Linked DNA regions of Mus musculus: region 2 is linked to region 1. The links are chromatin loops, found by intact Hi-C in ENCODE. Cell type or tissue: left cerebral cortex. All regions are shown on one strand.

Region 1 (8,000 bases):
TGAATTTTCCTTGTTCTATTCTATATTGACAGTTGCCCATCCCTTCTTCCTGCTTGCCTACTGACAGGAACCTACCATTGTTTATACCTACAATTTGTCCCATTAAAAATATCACCTCAAGGTTATTCTAATTTTCAAATGTAATTCTTTAGACTAGCACACAAAGCACGAAATTTCATTATGGATTGTCATTCGTATGTGTGGTATTTTAAATGAAAATTGTCCCCATAGACTGGGAGTGGCGTAATTAGTAGGTATGACCTTGTTGGAGAAAATGTGTCACTGGGCATGGGCTTTGAGGTTTCATGCTCAAGCCAAGTCCAGTGTCCCTTATTTCTCTCTGTTCTAGGTGTAGAACTCTCAGTTCCTTCTCCAGCACTATGGCTGCCTATGTGTAATCATGCTTCTAGCCATGACAATTGCCTTAGTTAGGATTTCTATTGCTGTGAAGAGACTATATGACCATGGCAACTCTTATAAAGGAAAACATTAATTGGGGGTTGATTTACAGTTAGTTCAGAGGTTTAATCCATAGTGAGAAACCTGGCAGAGTTCAGGCAGATGTGATGCTATAGAAAGAACTAAAAGCTCTACATTTGGATCAGCATGCAGCAGGAAGAGAGAGTGACACAGGGCCTGACTTGAGGATCTGAAACCTCAAAGCCACCCCCCAGTGACATACTTTCTACAACAAGGCCATGCCTACTCCTACAAGGCCACATCTTCTAAGAGTGCCAGTCCCTCTAAGCCTATGGGGGCCATTTTCATTCAAACTAGCATGAGAATAAGGGACTAAACCTCTAAACCTGTAATCCAGCCCCAATGAGATGTTTTTCTTTATAAGAGTAGTTGGAGCCATGAAATCTTTTCACAGCAATAGAAACCCTAAGACAGTCAGTATGCATACTTATACTTTGCTTAATCATCTTCAGAAAAATTAAAACTAGAATTACCAAATGAGCAAGCAATATTGCTGACTATATATATTATATATATATATATATATATAATATATATATACATATATCCAATTGAAATTAAATAAGTATATTTAAAAGAAATCCTTACCCCATATTTATTGCAGTAAAATACACTATACCCATGAAATAAGTCAATACACGTGTCCATCAATGTATGAACAAAGTTATTGCATCCCGCTCGACCGGCAAGAAAGACGCAACAAACCAGAATCTTCCGCGGCAAAAGCTTTATTGCTTGCTTCTCAGGAAGATCCCAAACCGGGAAAATGGCGCTGCTTTTATAACCCGCAGCGTGACGTTTCAGCACCTGATATGGCGTGACAGCTCCCGATTCGTTGCTTGCCCATCACCCCACTATTACACCCCGAGAATGGGAGTGACTAGGAGTGAATTCACTCTCGCACCTGAGTACAAGGCTTGTTTACTAGTTAGGCACAGCGGAGGCCCGCGCCATCTTATAATGGCGATTGCTCGCGGCACACACAGCTCTTCTCAGAGATTACTGGCGGCATGCACACGATTGCTCAAAGCACGTACCGGCTCTCCTCACAAAGTAAAAAAAAAAAAATGTGGTCTATATAGATAATAGAATACTATTCTAACATTAAAACAAAGAAATTCTGTCACTCTCAACAATGTGGATGAGCCCAGAGGACATTATGTCAAGTGAATAAGCTATAAATGTAATCTAACAACACTGTAGAAGCAAAGGATAGAATGGGGTTATGAGAGTTGCAGTGAGTGGAATAAGACTAGATGATGCCAAAGATAGAAAGTTGGAGATAAAAGAAAGAAATTCAAGAGATTTATTGTACAACACAGTGACTACAATTAATAAAATATTCTTTAAAATACTGAGTATATTTTTTAATCTTCCCTCACAAACACACAAATAAGAATAAGAATGTAAGAAGGAGGGACAGTATCTGGAAGAGGAAATGAGGCAGAGAGAGAGGAGAGGAGGATCAAGGATGATGATAGAGGGAAATGGATAAGTGTAACTACAGGGGGCTGGAAAGATGGCTCAGTGCCTAAGTACTAGCTGCTCTTGCAGAGGAACCAAGTTCTCAGCACCCACATGGTGACTCCCAACCATCTATTAGCCCATTTCTAGGGAATCTGATGCCAAGCATTTTTTTTAAAAAAGATTCTTATGCTCCAAACAAGTATTTATGAGATCACCTACAAACGTAGGGCTTCCAAAAGAGCCCCTTATAGAGGCAACCTAGGAAGGGGGAAATCTCACTTGTCTTCTCCATTTGCTCTTTCACTCCCTTATTATGACTATAACACCTAAAGGTAGAGCAACAGTCTTGAAACCTTTAGCCATGGCCCACAGATGACAAAATGGAAAGATGTGGTTTCTTCTGTTTGTTGATTGGTTGGTCTGAAACAGGCTCTTGCTATATAGCCCAACCTTCTCAGTATTAGAATTACCAACATATGCTACCATGTCTGGCTAGAATATTGTTTAGCACATCAAGTGATGTTATATGCTCTTGCTTTTCTTCAGCTGGTCTGTAATATCCAGCTCATGGTCAAAAATAATGAATTTGAACCCTTTCTTTGGGCATTAACATCATAGTCTTTCATGGGATATTATAAATTAGGTGCTTTCCTTGTGTTCTGTGAATTTCCTCTATCATCTCAACCCCAAGTCCAATTGTGTCTCCTGCTACTCCAGAGCTCTGTGTGCTTAATGTGGTAGAAGTGAAGAGAGGAGAATAGATAGACTCTTTGAATTGTCAAATAGAGGAGGTTGCTCCATAATCCTGGGGAATGTCCTAGATAGAAGCTGGATTTCAACCACCTTGAATTTTGGAAGAAAATGATTTTTGTAAGATTTCCTTAAATTCTTGTTCCTGTAGCCTTGGATATCTTCATGCATTTCTTTCAGGTGGAATTGAGTCAAACTTATGTTCATGTTTCTCAATTCTAGGAAGAATAAGCATAACCTACATTGATGTATAGGGGAATTAGCACATTAAAATGAGTGTCAAATATGTACACAAAATCTACATGAATAGCATAAGACAATGTTCCCCAAGTGACTCACTATCATGCCCCTCCCATGAGAGAGAATATTTATATACCCAAAGTTGAGGTGTATATACCCTGAAAACAAGAGACTGCTACAGGAGATGAATAATTCTTAAAGTGGTATCTGGAAGTGAAACACTGTCTATTATTATAGTCTTTTAAGATATTTTCCTTGGACTGGTAAGATGGCTCATAGGGTAGGAGAGCTTGCTTACCAAGGTTGACAACTTCAATTTCATTCCTGGAGCACATAAGAAGAAAAGACAGAGGTGGGGTAGAGATGGCTCAGCAGTTAAGAGCCCTGACTGCTCTTCTAGAGGTCCTCAGTTCAATTCCCAGCAATGACATGGTGGCTCACAGCTATCTAGACTAGGATTTGATGCCCTCTTCTGGTGTGTCTGAAGACAGCTATAGTGTACTCATATACATAAAATAAATAAATCTCTTTTAAAAAATTAGAAAGAAAGGGCCAAGTCTACAAAATTATCCTCTGACCTCCACACATGCACCCTGACACTTACGTGTCCACAAACATATTAGACACTCACAAATGTACACACAAATAATAATAAATATGCTTTATTGCTTTATAACTAATAACGAACAAATAAAACACATACAAATGTCTCCTCTGAAAAGCATTTGTTCCATATCATAATATTAAGAGGTTAATGAAGTATTCTATGTGAGGATAGAGAATAAAATCCCAATAGTTGGCCTTTTTTTTTTCTTTCCAGATGGGGAATTTATTTACTGGACCCCAATCAAAAATTCTCTTTTCCCAGGAATGAATGGGATAAAATGCAGTCTTTCTTTGTTGTTCATAGGGCTCTAGGACTCCCTGTCTGCCACAAGGATTAAACTCTGTGGATGTTGAATTCAAGATAAGATAGCAGATTAGAGGCACCCTCTTTGTAAGAGAGTGAAGGACAGTATCACAAGGAAAGAAACTTGGCTACGCCCAAAAGTCAAATCCACAAAGGAGAAAAGAAGCAGAGATGCTTGGCCTGAATGCTGAGCACAGCCTTGGCTGCACCATTTCCTAGTATAGAGGGAAGTCAGAAGCCACTTCCAAAAGGTAAGCCCCATCCTCAGGATAAGCCCAAATCCCTCACAAGTCCCAGATCTAACTCTGGGTTTTCATGAGGAAGTGATTCCTCTAGCGTGCAGATCAGCAATACAGAGAAAGAAATATCTATTCAGTTTACCCTGTGACTAGGAGGGGAGCAGCCACCTGCCATCTTAAGAGATCATCTATTGTTAAAAACTGAGCCACTCCAAGGGACTCCGATCAGGAAACATGTACAGATCAGGGAGCCTCGATTTGGCCTTCCATAGCTCCATAGTAAAGAGAGACCTAGAGAGGTGGCAGGAGCTTCAGCTCAGGCTTTGCAGTGAGGTCACAGGGAAAGTCAGCCCCACTCTTGGCGACCCAAAACAGATCTCACCAACAAAGAACCGCCCTTAGAGTTCCAAAGGATTAGGTCCTGAGGTGAGCAGAATAATCAAATTCTGGAGCAAACTACTACCGTAGAGCTTGAGACTTGGTACCCACAGTTGCATCTTTCAAGTGGTGTGATTAATACTTAAGATGTCTTGAAAGCACTGCAGCACTCTCAGTGCTAAGATTGCTTCCCTCACTTCTAACACACGTGGGACTCACACCCCATCTAATAGAGCCACTTGAAGGGAAATCATTTGCCCAGTCTCAACACTGAGAACGTGCCCAACCCACAAACTGCAAAGTTAAATGTGGCCAGCAGAGGCCCCTGGTACTCAAAGAAGGAAAATTACCAAGGTAAAGATAGCTGTGGCTGACTTCATATACTTGTCCAATACAACACGAATCATAGGAAGGGTCCGATTGACACAGGTTCCATTGACACTCCACCAACTTCATGCATATAATCCAGTGTCCAAGAAGCCAGAAAGAAGCTAACTCAACACTCTTTTTTAATCTTTTTCTCTCCTTTTTAGCTTTTTCATTTTATCTTATCCCCTGTGAGTCTTTCTGCTTTACTATATACCGTTAGCAGCATTTTAACAGCATTTGCAAGCTGGGTGTGGTTGCTCATGCCTTTAACCTCAGTACTCGGGAGGCAGAGGAAGATGGATACCTGAGTTTGCCAGGGCTGCATAATAAGACCCTGACAAAAATAAAGTAATTTTTTCATTATTCTCGGTCATATATCCGTCTAAATTAGCTTGCATTTTCCACTATTGAGCAATATTTTTCCTCTTTAGTTTCCTTTTGGATGGTCCCAAGCATGTGTGTATGTGTGTGTGTGTGTGTGTGTGTGTGTGTGCGTGTGTACAGCACTAATTGGACTTAAAGGGTATTTTTTAAAATAAGGAAAAAGTATGAAGTTAGAGGGAGACATGTTGGGGTGTATGGGAGTTGGGGGTGGAAAATGAGGATGGATATAATTATAGTGTATTGTATATATGTGTGAAATTCTCAAGAATAAAAAATATAATTCAAAAGAGCAGTCTGCTTTTGAGGGAGAAGGATATGAGAAAATAATGGAAAGTATTCTTAAGTAAAATTCATTATACACATATATGGAACTGTCAAAGAGTTAAGGGATGAAAAAAAGCATAGCCTCCCCCACAACAGACTTTAAAAACTCCATCAGAAAACTTAGACCTAGTAAACACTTTCAGCAAAGTAACAGAATAAAAATCCACATACCAAAATTAGTAGCTTTCCTATGCACCAATGATAAATGTACTGAGAAAAATATCAGAGAAACAAGCCCATTGACAATAGCATAAGTAAATAGGAATAGGCCTAACCAAGGGTATAAAACCTGAAGACATTGGAAGAAAGCCTGAAAAGTACCCTAGAAGATGGGAAAACCTTCCATGCTCATAGATGGGCAGAATTGATATTGTGCAAATGATTATATTACCTAAAGTAATCTACAGATTCAATGCAATCCCTACCCAAATTCCAGTAATATTCATCACAGAACTAGAAAAAATATTACTGAAATTCATGTGGACTCACAAAAGACTCTAAGTACACAAAGCAAACTTTAGCAGAAGAGGAATGCTGGAGATCTCATATCTGATCTCAAAAGTAATAAAACATCACACACACACACACACACACACACATGTATGTATGTATGTATATATATATATATATATATATATATATATATATGACATGTAGGGTAGAGGACCCTGAAATAAACTCAGTTATAGTCACCTAATTTGTAAGAAAGATTTCAAAAACACATATTGGAAAAAAGATAGCCTCTTTAACAAATGATACTGGAAAAACTAGACTTTTGCTTGTAGAAGAATGAAATTAGACCACTATGTGTCACCCTGCATAAGAATCAATTCAAAATGGACCAAAGGCCTTAAAGTTACACCTGAAAGTTTGCAACTGCTAGAAGAAAACACTTGAAGATATAGATATTGGCAAGAATGTTTAGTAAAGGACTGTAACAACTCCTGGAAAGATATGAAATAGCAACAAATGTGATTTCAGAAATTCAGTGAGCTTCTGCATGGCAAAAGAAATAACAATCATAAAGAGACAGCATATAGAATGGGGAATGTCTTTGTCAAATGTACATCAAACAGAGGGATAGTATCTAGAATAAATAAGAAACTATAAAAAATTAAACACCAAAAAACCAAGCCATCTGATCAATAAATGGAATAAAATACTGAATAGACAGTTTTCGAAATAAGAGACACAAATATCCAATAAATACTTGAAAATGTGCTCAAAATCCTAATTCATCAGAGAAATGCAGATTAAAACTTCTAGAGAGGATGTGGGGAAAAACACTTATTCACTGCAGGTCAGATTACAAAGCAGTTCAACCATTATAAAAAACAGTATGTAGGTTCCCCTAAACAGCTAAAAATAGGACCCAGATAACACTCTTAAGTGTATAACACTCTTGAGCATATGCCCAAAGATCTCTAATTCAATGTAGCACATAGATACTTACACATCCATGTTTACTACTGAACTATTCACTATAGCCAGGAAATGAGACCAATATACACCATCTGTCAATAGTTTAATGGATAAAGAAATGTACCCAGTGGAATTTATTCAGCTATAAAGAAAAATAAAATCATAACATTTACAGGAAAGTGGATGTAACTGGAAATCATTATATTAAATGAAACAACACAGATAATACTATAGTTTTCTTACATGTGAAGTATAAAATTAAAATTATATATGTATGTGTTTATACATTAATATGTATGTGGGCAGGTCACAAGACTAGAAGAGATTGGGGAAAGAAAATTCTTAGTAGAGTTGGGTAATAGGAATATGTGTGTTAAGAAGGCAGAAGTGGGGCTGGAGAGATGGCTCAGTGTTTAAGAGTACTGACTGTTCTTCCAGAGGTCCTGAGTTCAATTCCCAGGAACCACATGGTGGCTCACAACCATCTGTAATGGGATCTTTTGCCTTCTTCTGGTGTGTCTGAATACAGCAATGGTGTACTCATATTCATAAAAAAATTAAATTAAAAGTGAAGGCAGAAGGGAGCACTGTGTGGAAGAAGTGAACTACTTGGAGGGATTGTAGGGATAAAAGAGGAGAGCAGGAAAGGGTAATGAATGAAAATAAGATATGATATACATGTATGAGGATGCTATAAAGAAACCCATTGTGTTCCATGCTAACCTAAACATTTTAATTTCAAAAAACTCCATGATGCTCAATTTCCTCATATAAAAATGTATAGAATTTGCATGCAACTTGTACATACTATGATGGTTAGTTTTAATTAATAACTTAACACAATTTAGAATCACCTTGAAAAAGGGTCACAAAGAGGGATTGTCTAGATCAGGTTGGCCTAAGGCATATCTGTGGGAGATGCTCTCTACTGGCTTAATTGATATGGGAAGACCCACCTCACTGTGGTACCAGTCTCTGTGTTGGAGGCCTGGACTCAGTAAGAGTAGAGAAAGCTCGCTGAGGAATGGTTATACATG
Region 2 (8,000 bases), 340 kb after region 1:
ACTCTCCTTTCCCACTCCGCTTTAGTATGCTTGCTTGGCAGCTGTGTGAAGGATAGAACCATGTCCACTCCAGAACAGTTGTCAGTCCCTCTCCCCAACAAACATGTCTTTAATATATGGCATTTGTTCCACCTGATATACTCACACGCCAGACACAGTACAGTACTCTAATCTGCTATTTTCAAATGTTCTCACACACTTTTGTTGTTCAAAACTATCCTAATTATGTAAAATAGAAATAATGAAGACTTGCAAATAATTAGTGCTAGTATTGTGTAGAAGCTGATAGGACCTAATATTCTCCTAACATTTAACTTAAAAGTATAATTACTTGTATATTTTCTGTTTACTTGATAAGTCAGCAAAGAGTAGTTTTGTGTATTAATTCAAGGGATTCTTATATGCTATACTAAGTTAAGATTATTTGGTTCCTAATGAGAGTCATTCTGGGCTAACAATGGGTTGTCTCTATATTTACCTTAACAGGAAGAAGGCAGTATCAAAGAAATTGCAATCACACATCATGTGAAGGAAGGACATGAAAAGGCAGATCCTTCCCAGTTTGAACTTTTAAAAGTATTAGGGCAGGGATCATTTGGAAAGGTAAGTCATAGTTGTTTGCTATAAACAAAGTTTATAGAAATTCCATAGAAGTAGAAAGTAGAGTGCTAATCACACAAGGCTAGGGATAGAGGGAGGCTAGCTAATGGGTACCAACATTAGATACATAGAAGAAATAGGGTCTCATGTTCTATAGGACAGTAGCATGACTAGAGCTAACAACAATTCATTGTATTTTTTTAAAGATTTATTTATTTATTTATTTTATGTATATGAGTACACTGTAGCTGGACAGATGGTTGTGAGCCATCATGTGCCTGCTGGGAATTGAACTTAGGACCTCTGCTCACTCGGGCCCCGCTTGTTCCAGCCCAAAGATTTGTTTATTGTTATATCTAAGTACACTGTAGCTGTCTTTAAACATACCAGAAGAGGATGTCATGCCAGATGGTTGTGAGCCACCATGTGGTTGCTGGGATTTGAACTCCGGACCTTCGGAAGAACAGTCAGTGCTTTTAACTGCTGAGCCATTTCTCCAGCCCCATTATATGTTTTATTAGAAGAGAAGTTTGAAGCTTCTCAGCGCAAAAAGTTAACATTTGGAGAGCATAAGCTCTTACTGTGTAGCCCAGGCAGGTCTTCCTGCTTCAGTCTCCCAAGTCCTAAGGATTATAGGCATGTAACATGACAACTGGCTAACATGTTTAAAGATACAAAAACACTAATTACTCATATTTGGTCATTATACGTTGCATATATTTATCAAATTGCCACATTATGCCCCATAAATAGTTATGTATCCATTAAAATATACAAGATAGGTCTGGAGAGATGATTCAGTCATTAAGAATGTTTCATTTATGCTGTTAAATGAAACAGTCATCTATAGGATGGAACACAGGGCCCCCAATGGAGGAGCTAGAGAAAGCACCCAAGGAGCTAAAGGGGTCTGCAACCCTATAGGTGGAACAACAATATGAACCAATCAGTACCCCCAGAGCTCGTGTCTCTAGCTGCATATGTATCAAAAGATGGTCTAGTTGGCCATCACTGGGAAGAGAGGCCCCTTAGTCTTGCAAACTTTATATGCCTCAGTACAAGGGAATGCCAGGGCCAAGAAGTGGGAGTGGGTGGGTAGGGAAGCAGGGAGGGTATAGGGAACTTTCGGGATAGCATTTGAAATGTAAATAAAGAAAATATCTAATAAAATTAAAAAAATGTTTGCTGTTCTCACAGATAGTGTAGTCTGAACCCTCATCAAGGAAACTTCTAGAGAAATATACGTATGAATCCTAAAGAAATAGATAGCTCATAAAATTTAGATTTAAAAGTTACAAGCACGCCTGGCATAATGGCACATACCTGAGGATCTCTGAGTTCAGGAGCAGCCTGGGCTGCGTAGAGACTTCTAGTCAAAAAAACAAAAGAAAAAAGTTACAAGGAAAACAGAACCAGATATCATGAGCCTCTAATCCCAGCACTCAAGAAGAATCGTAGAGAATTTGAGGCCAACCTAAACTGCATAAGGTCCTATCTTAAAAGTTAAAAGGAACTGAATGCAAATTTAAAAGATGTTCAGATTTAAAAGTTTATGTCTTGGGTTGGTAATCCCAGCAACGAAGAAGATGAAAAGGGATGGTTGGCATGTGTTTGAAGCCAGCCTTGGCTATATAGGCGAATCCAAGGCCAACTTAGACTAAAGTGAGAGCCTTTCTCCAAAAAGAGAAGAATTTTTAGAATTCGTGGATGTTTTATTACATTGTAAAACAAATATTTTATGAAATGCTACCAGTCTTTTTACCAGCAACATTTTCTTTTATATTTTTTACTAAGTATAGAAAAGATGAATAGTTATTCAGAACTGCAGTAGAAACCTTAGTAAATTGGCAGTGTTCATACTCACTTTATCTTTTAAGACTGCCCTTTATTGTCACCCTACTGGGGTAGGTGTCTGAGCAGATTGGTTGTTTTTGTTTTATGTCAATAGGGAGGTTGAGCTTAGGGCTTCAGGGCACGATGAGCAAGCACACTATTGCTAAACTGCATTCCCAGCTCTCTTGTTTTTTAAATAATTAAAAATGACAAGCTATCCCCTTTATATAGTCTCCTCTTTTTGTTTTTATTGTTGCCGTTATTCTTTTAAGACAGGGTCTCCCTCTAGCACACACTAGCCTTGAACTCCCAACAGCGTTCCTGCCTTCACTTCCCATGATGCTACCACTTGAGATTTTTCTAGACAGAGTCTCAGCAGGAAAAAAAAAGATATTCTGAGATTGCACACAACACTGGCAGTGCAGTTCTTCCTTAGCACCTCCATCTTAATAAAACGCTGGAAAATGTCATGGTCTGTAAGCATCAAAATGGCACTAGCAGATCTTGCTTGTATATTTTATTGAAACTGTTTAGTAGCTATTTGCTAATATAGATCATGTGTTATGGTTGTTTAACCACTTTTAAACATAGAGCATACTTTTAATCTAAATACAGACTCAATGGACAGCAGGATATAATGTTATAATTTTAAACCCTAGGTCAGCCAGACTGAACTGATTTTTTTCTTCTACTTATCACTACGTTACTTAATCTCCTGGAGCCCTGTTTCCCTGTTCTAGCATGTCATTAGATATGCAAGTTCATTGATGTTGCATTCTAACCTGTCATCTCTTTGTACCACTCGCTAATTGGTTTTATCTGTGCTCCTGTATTAATTGTAACTCATATGCTGCTGACATCACAGATTTATATTCCCAACCTAAGTTTCTTCTCCAAGCGCTGAACTCTTTCCATAGCTGCTCCTCACCCCCACTTATGTCTCAAAGGTGTTTTATTTTATGCTTGGCGTGTTTAAGACCAAACTCATAATCTTTCCTTACCCCCAAACCTATCCTAGTTCAGTTTTTCTCTGTCACTATGAATGGCATCCAGTTAAACAAGCCAGAAACCAAAGAGGCATTCTTAGCATCTTTTCAAGCCTGCTCCTGCCTCCCTTTCCTTCTCCACCCCCAATCCCTGCCATGTCTTACACCACCCCAGCCAGTATGATCTGTCACCAGATCCTGTTGAGTTAGTAGATAATTTGGGAATCATATGATCCTATCCTCCATTGCCACCTCTCTAGGATATGCTGCCTCTACCTTCCCCTGGTCTAGTCAAAAAGTATTATAGAGTAGCTTCCAAAAAACTGTAACCTCAATTGTGTCCATGAGAACCAGCATGAACTAATATTGTACCCTTTAACTCCTCAGCCGCCTTGCTTTGTTTTCATGATAAAGACGGTTTCTTACAATTGCAGAGGAGCTCCTTAGTCTGACCCCTAGCCAGCTCTAAAGCACCAGTTTTTATACTTTTCAGCTGTGTTCTGACCCCACTGGCCTTTAGTTTGGGCCTAAGCTTTCTTCACCTGGTTGGCTCTGGAAGCTGTGATCAGAGAAGATGTCCCTACTACCCTACCGTCATTCTCCCTTGTGATACCCTCAAAGAACTTTCGAGACCTCTCCTCTTTGACACTTACTGCAGTTGCACTTACTCATTTGCAAAATTGCTCATTGGGTATCTCTCCCACTAGCCTAGAGGTTCCATGAGTAGCACTATGCCTAACGTCTAATTCTGAAAAACATTAATGAGTCATAGTGCTGACCTCACGGGAATATGGTGAGAATTAAATTATATAAGGCCAGACACATAATATCTGGCATTAACCGCATTGCCATACTGTTCAACAAACCAAATAGATGAGTTTATTTTTATACATTAGGTTTCAGCAAACATAATATTTAAGTTCCAAGGAATTCGAATGCTTCTCCCTTTATTTCTGTAAAAGTACTTTAAATGCCTCACTATAAATAGCAAACATTAAAATAGGGTGTCTTCTTTCTTACTCATCCTTAAAGGCCAGTGTAAACCGAGGAAACAGGATGACCTGTCAGAGCCTATAATAGCTGCGTGGGCAAGTGAGGACTCCTGCTGCTCTCACTGAGCTTGGAGGCTCGCTGGCTTAAGGAAACAGTTAAAGAATTCCTTGAGCAGGAACCCAGAACTGGGTATCTGACGTGGATCTAGTTCCACTGTGACGCCAGGCGAATGGTTTGACTTCTCTAAGCCCTGATTTGGGCATAAAACTGGCATTGTTTAGTAGGCCTACTTCCCCAGATTGTCATGCTGCCGCACTGCAGATGCTTTTGACGGCATTGTGGAAGTTCAGAAGTGCTAAAAGTAATTAAGAAGGTACTTTCAAAGAACTGCAACAAGTTTAGAAGCCGTACGAAATTTCCTTTTAGAATGGAATAAAGACATTGTTAGGGCAATCTCCTAATTAAATTTACCCAATTAGAATATATTTTTATTCATGGTTATTACTAACATCTGATTGCCTTTCACATTTGAACACAGTCTACCTTAGAACCACCCTTATTAAAAAATGCTTTTCTCCTCCTAGATCGGCTCCCCATAATTGACTAAAAGAGCTGTTAGGTGGGGCTTAGTGCTGGCAGAGAGAACTCAGTACAAGAGATCACATTCTGCCTCTGCGGGGCCGAGGTCACATGTGGTGCTTTTCATTTGATTTCATTACTCATTGCCTTTGTACTGTTTTGCAAAATGATAAAATTTTACCTTGCCTGAGAATCACGTAGATAAATAATTTTGAGATTCCTGGTTAATCACATTGAGTGTAAGTCAGATCAGTGAAAGCTGCCTCTAAGCTTAAATCTTGATTGTAATTACTTCTCTTCTTCCCACCTGTAGCAGCTCAAGAACACTGCTCTTAGTCAGCCATGGTGGCGGCTCACATCTGGAATTCCCAGCAATTGGGAAGCTGAGGCTGGCACATTATTCTGAGTTCTACACCAGCCAGGGTTATATGGAGTAAGACCCAATCTCAAAAAGCAAAACAACACAAAAAGAGGAACACTGCTTGATTTGAAAGAATAAGTAGAGAAAATAGGTTAAAATTCAGGTTCAGAAGCTGGAGAAATGACTCAGCCCTTGCTACACAGGCATTAAGGACCACAGTTCAAATCCAAAGCACCAATGTAAAAGACGGAGCGTGGCCCTGTGCATCTGTGACCACAGCACTAGGAAGGGCAGACACAGGAAAGTCACTAGCGCTTACTGGCTTCTGTCTCAGAGGAATTAGGTGGAGAATGATAGAACAGAACACCCAGCTTTCTGTTTATGATCTTTATCATATACTACATGTACACATGCAAGCGCACACTAAATTTCAGGTCTATTTTGCAGGTCTCTTTAATGCTTATTGGAAAAAATCAAGAATGTAATAGTCAAAATGATTATGATGTGTTGATAGTGTTTGAATCAACCATATTACAGAATAACTGAGCTATTGAAAGCACATGTTATTTATTTTGCTTAAACCCTACACTCTTTCAAAATATCTTCAAATATACAGAAATTGAAGATGCTAAATAATGATCCTAGGCTTCGTTTTTCATATTTTGATGTATATGATGATTTGCTGGTTAAAACGCAAAAAGGTAGCGTTTTATTAAATATTTGTCTAGTATTCTTCATTAACAATGTTTTAAATTACTCTTTCTCTAGCAGTGACATAGATGTGTGTATACTTTTCATACACAGAAAAGACTCTTTATCTGTGAATAATTGTGTCAACAGAAGTTTGTCACAAAATGCCCCAGTGTAAGAATTTTGATAGGGGCAATTCAGAAGGGCCCACCCCTCCCTGAGGATTCATAGACAGGTGATGTTTGCTCAGGAAGGGAGGCAATTTTTTTTTAGTAGCATAGCCACTGGTAAGTTGTCCATGCTGCCATGAGCAACCCTAATTAACCTCATTGGCTCACCATAAAAAGACATGAAAATAGACAACTTAGGAAGGAGACGATGGCAAGAAGGTAATGGAGAAGGTGAATGTGATTTTTTAAAAAACTAAAGAAGCAAGAAATTGTGATGTAGGACTGGGGCTGTAGCTCAGTAGGAGAGTGTTTGCCTAGTTTGAATGAGACCTTAAGTTACAACCCTAGCATCCGGAAAAATTGAGGCACTCAGGAGAATTTGGTTTTGATAAAGCAGAGCCGACATTTCCTGTGGTATACTTTGAATGTGTGGAGTATTCTCTAGCTGCTATATTCATAGTAGAGTTAGTTGTCATACTGTGTATATTACATGCTCCTTGGAAACTAGCAAACGACAAAATGAAAAAGAAAACAACTATCCTCTTACAATGAAATATCACTATATAACCACTGTTTGAAACTTCAATATTTTGGACAAAATACATGTATAATATAGTACAGCATATATGTGTGTATATATGTGTGTGAATATATAAATGGAGTCTTGGCTGTAATAAAGGAATTTGGTTTGTAATTCTTTGTAATGTTTATTTTCTGTCATTTAAATACAGGTTTTCTTAGTTAAAAAAATCTCAGGCTCTGATGCTAGACAGCTTTATGCCATGAAAGTATTAAAGAAGGCCACGCTGAAAGGTAAGTGCTGCCACTATTTACCATGTTCATGTAACCTAACCAAACTGACGGTCTCAGAACTCACGGGGCCCTGAGGCTACCTACTAACATTCTGAATTGGCTCTTGTAAATGCTTTAAGTTTAGACTGGCTTTTAGTGACTTTTTCCTACCGGACTAAGAGTCATATTACTGTTAAGAGCAGGACTTGCCATGTTAGAATGGAAGGACTATGAGTTCATCTTGGGCTTTAGGCAAGTAGAAGTTGAAAAGATTAAAACTGGGTTTGACAGTACAGGGGAACGCCAGGGCCAAGAAGTGGGAGTGGGTGGGTAGGGGAGCAGGGTGCAGGGAGGGTATAGGGAACTTTCAGGATAGCATTTGAAATGTAAATAAAGAAAATATCTGCCCATGGCAAAAAAAAAAAAAAGAAAACTGCGTTTGATTCATTTTCAAATAATTAGTTTAATATTTTTGGAAAATATGCTAATTACCTAGATGCAAAATAGCTTTAATTTTTTTAGTATTTTGTCATCCTGACCTCTGGTCTCCAAACAAGTTTTGGAATCTGATTTTTTTTTTTTATAAAACTGTAATGTAAGACATGAGTTTGGTAGGTAAAGAGACATTTCAAAGAGATACACATTTAGACTTTCAATACTAAAGTCTTCCTTTTATTCACTAGTACTATTTACTTTTCAACATCTCTAGTTTCTAAATAGTTGAGCTATTGATTCCTAATGCTGGGGGGGGTCTCTTAAATAATCATATAATTCATAAAGCATTAAAATAGCCAAGAAAATGTCTGTATTGATCATTTATTATTTCTGGTGTTCCCAGTCATTCAGTGTAGATATAATGCCAAGAAATTTCACCATTTCTAGAAAAGATCATTTTCCTTTGCTTTCATTTTCTTGTTCTTTTTCCTGAATACATTTCCTGTCCTATATATACTTTACTTCTGTGGCGTTACCTCTTACTTGATTCTTGCTAGAACT

The links. Hi-C counts contacts between places; a loop is a spot of excess contacts. Peaks named below come from ENCODE experiments on the same cell type or tissue, not always from the same donor. Only the 100,000 strongest peaks of a DNase experiment are listed, where the experiment ranks them.
Region 2: a loop joins it to region 1, with 6 times the contacts of the local background. A loop is called at or near these places in 4 of 42 quality-filtered maps.

Annotation. Positions count from the first base shown.
Region 1 is chrX:158,967,184-158,975,183 of GRCm38, forward strand. No RefSeq gene overlaps it. Among named protein-coding and RNA genes, the nearest start is that of Rps6ka3, 280 kb to the right of the region's middle. In left cerebral cortex, a CTCF peak has its summit at 4,786 (motif pointing right); a DNase peak (open chromatin) is centred at 4,807.
Region 2 is chrX:159,310,978-159,318,977 of GRCm38, forward strand. It overlaps Rps6ka3 (ribosomal protein S6 kinase polypeptide 3), which reads left to right. Exons shown (of 22, transcript NM_148945.2): 3 at 487-603; 4 at 6,944-7,025. Among named protein-coding and RNA genes, the nearest start is that of Eif1ax, 57 kb to the right of the region's middle. In left cerebral cortex, no CTCF peak of the experiment used is centred here; DNase peaks (open chromatin) are centred at 3,601, 4,127 and 4,528.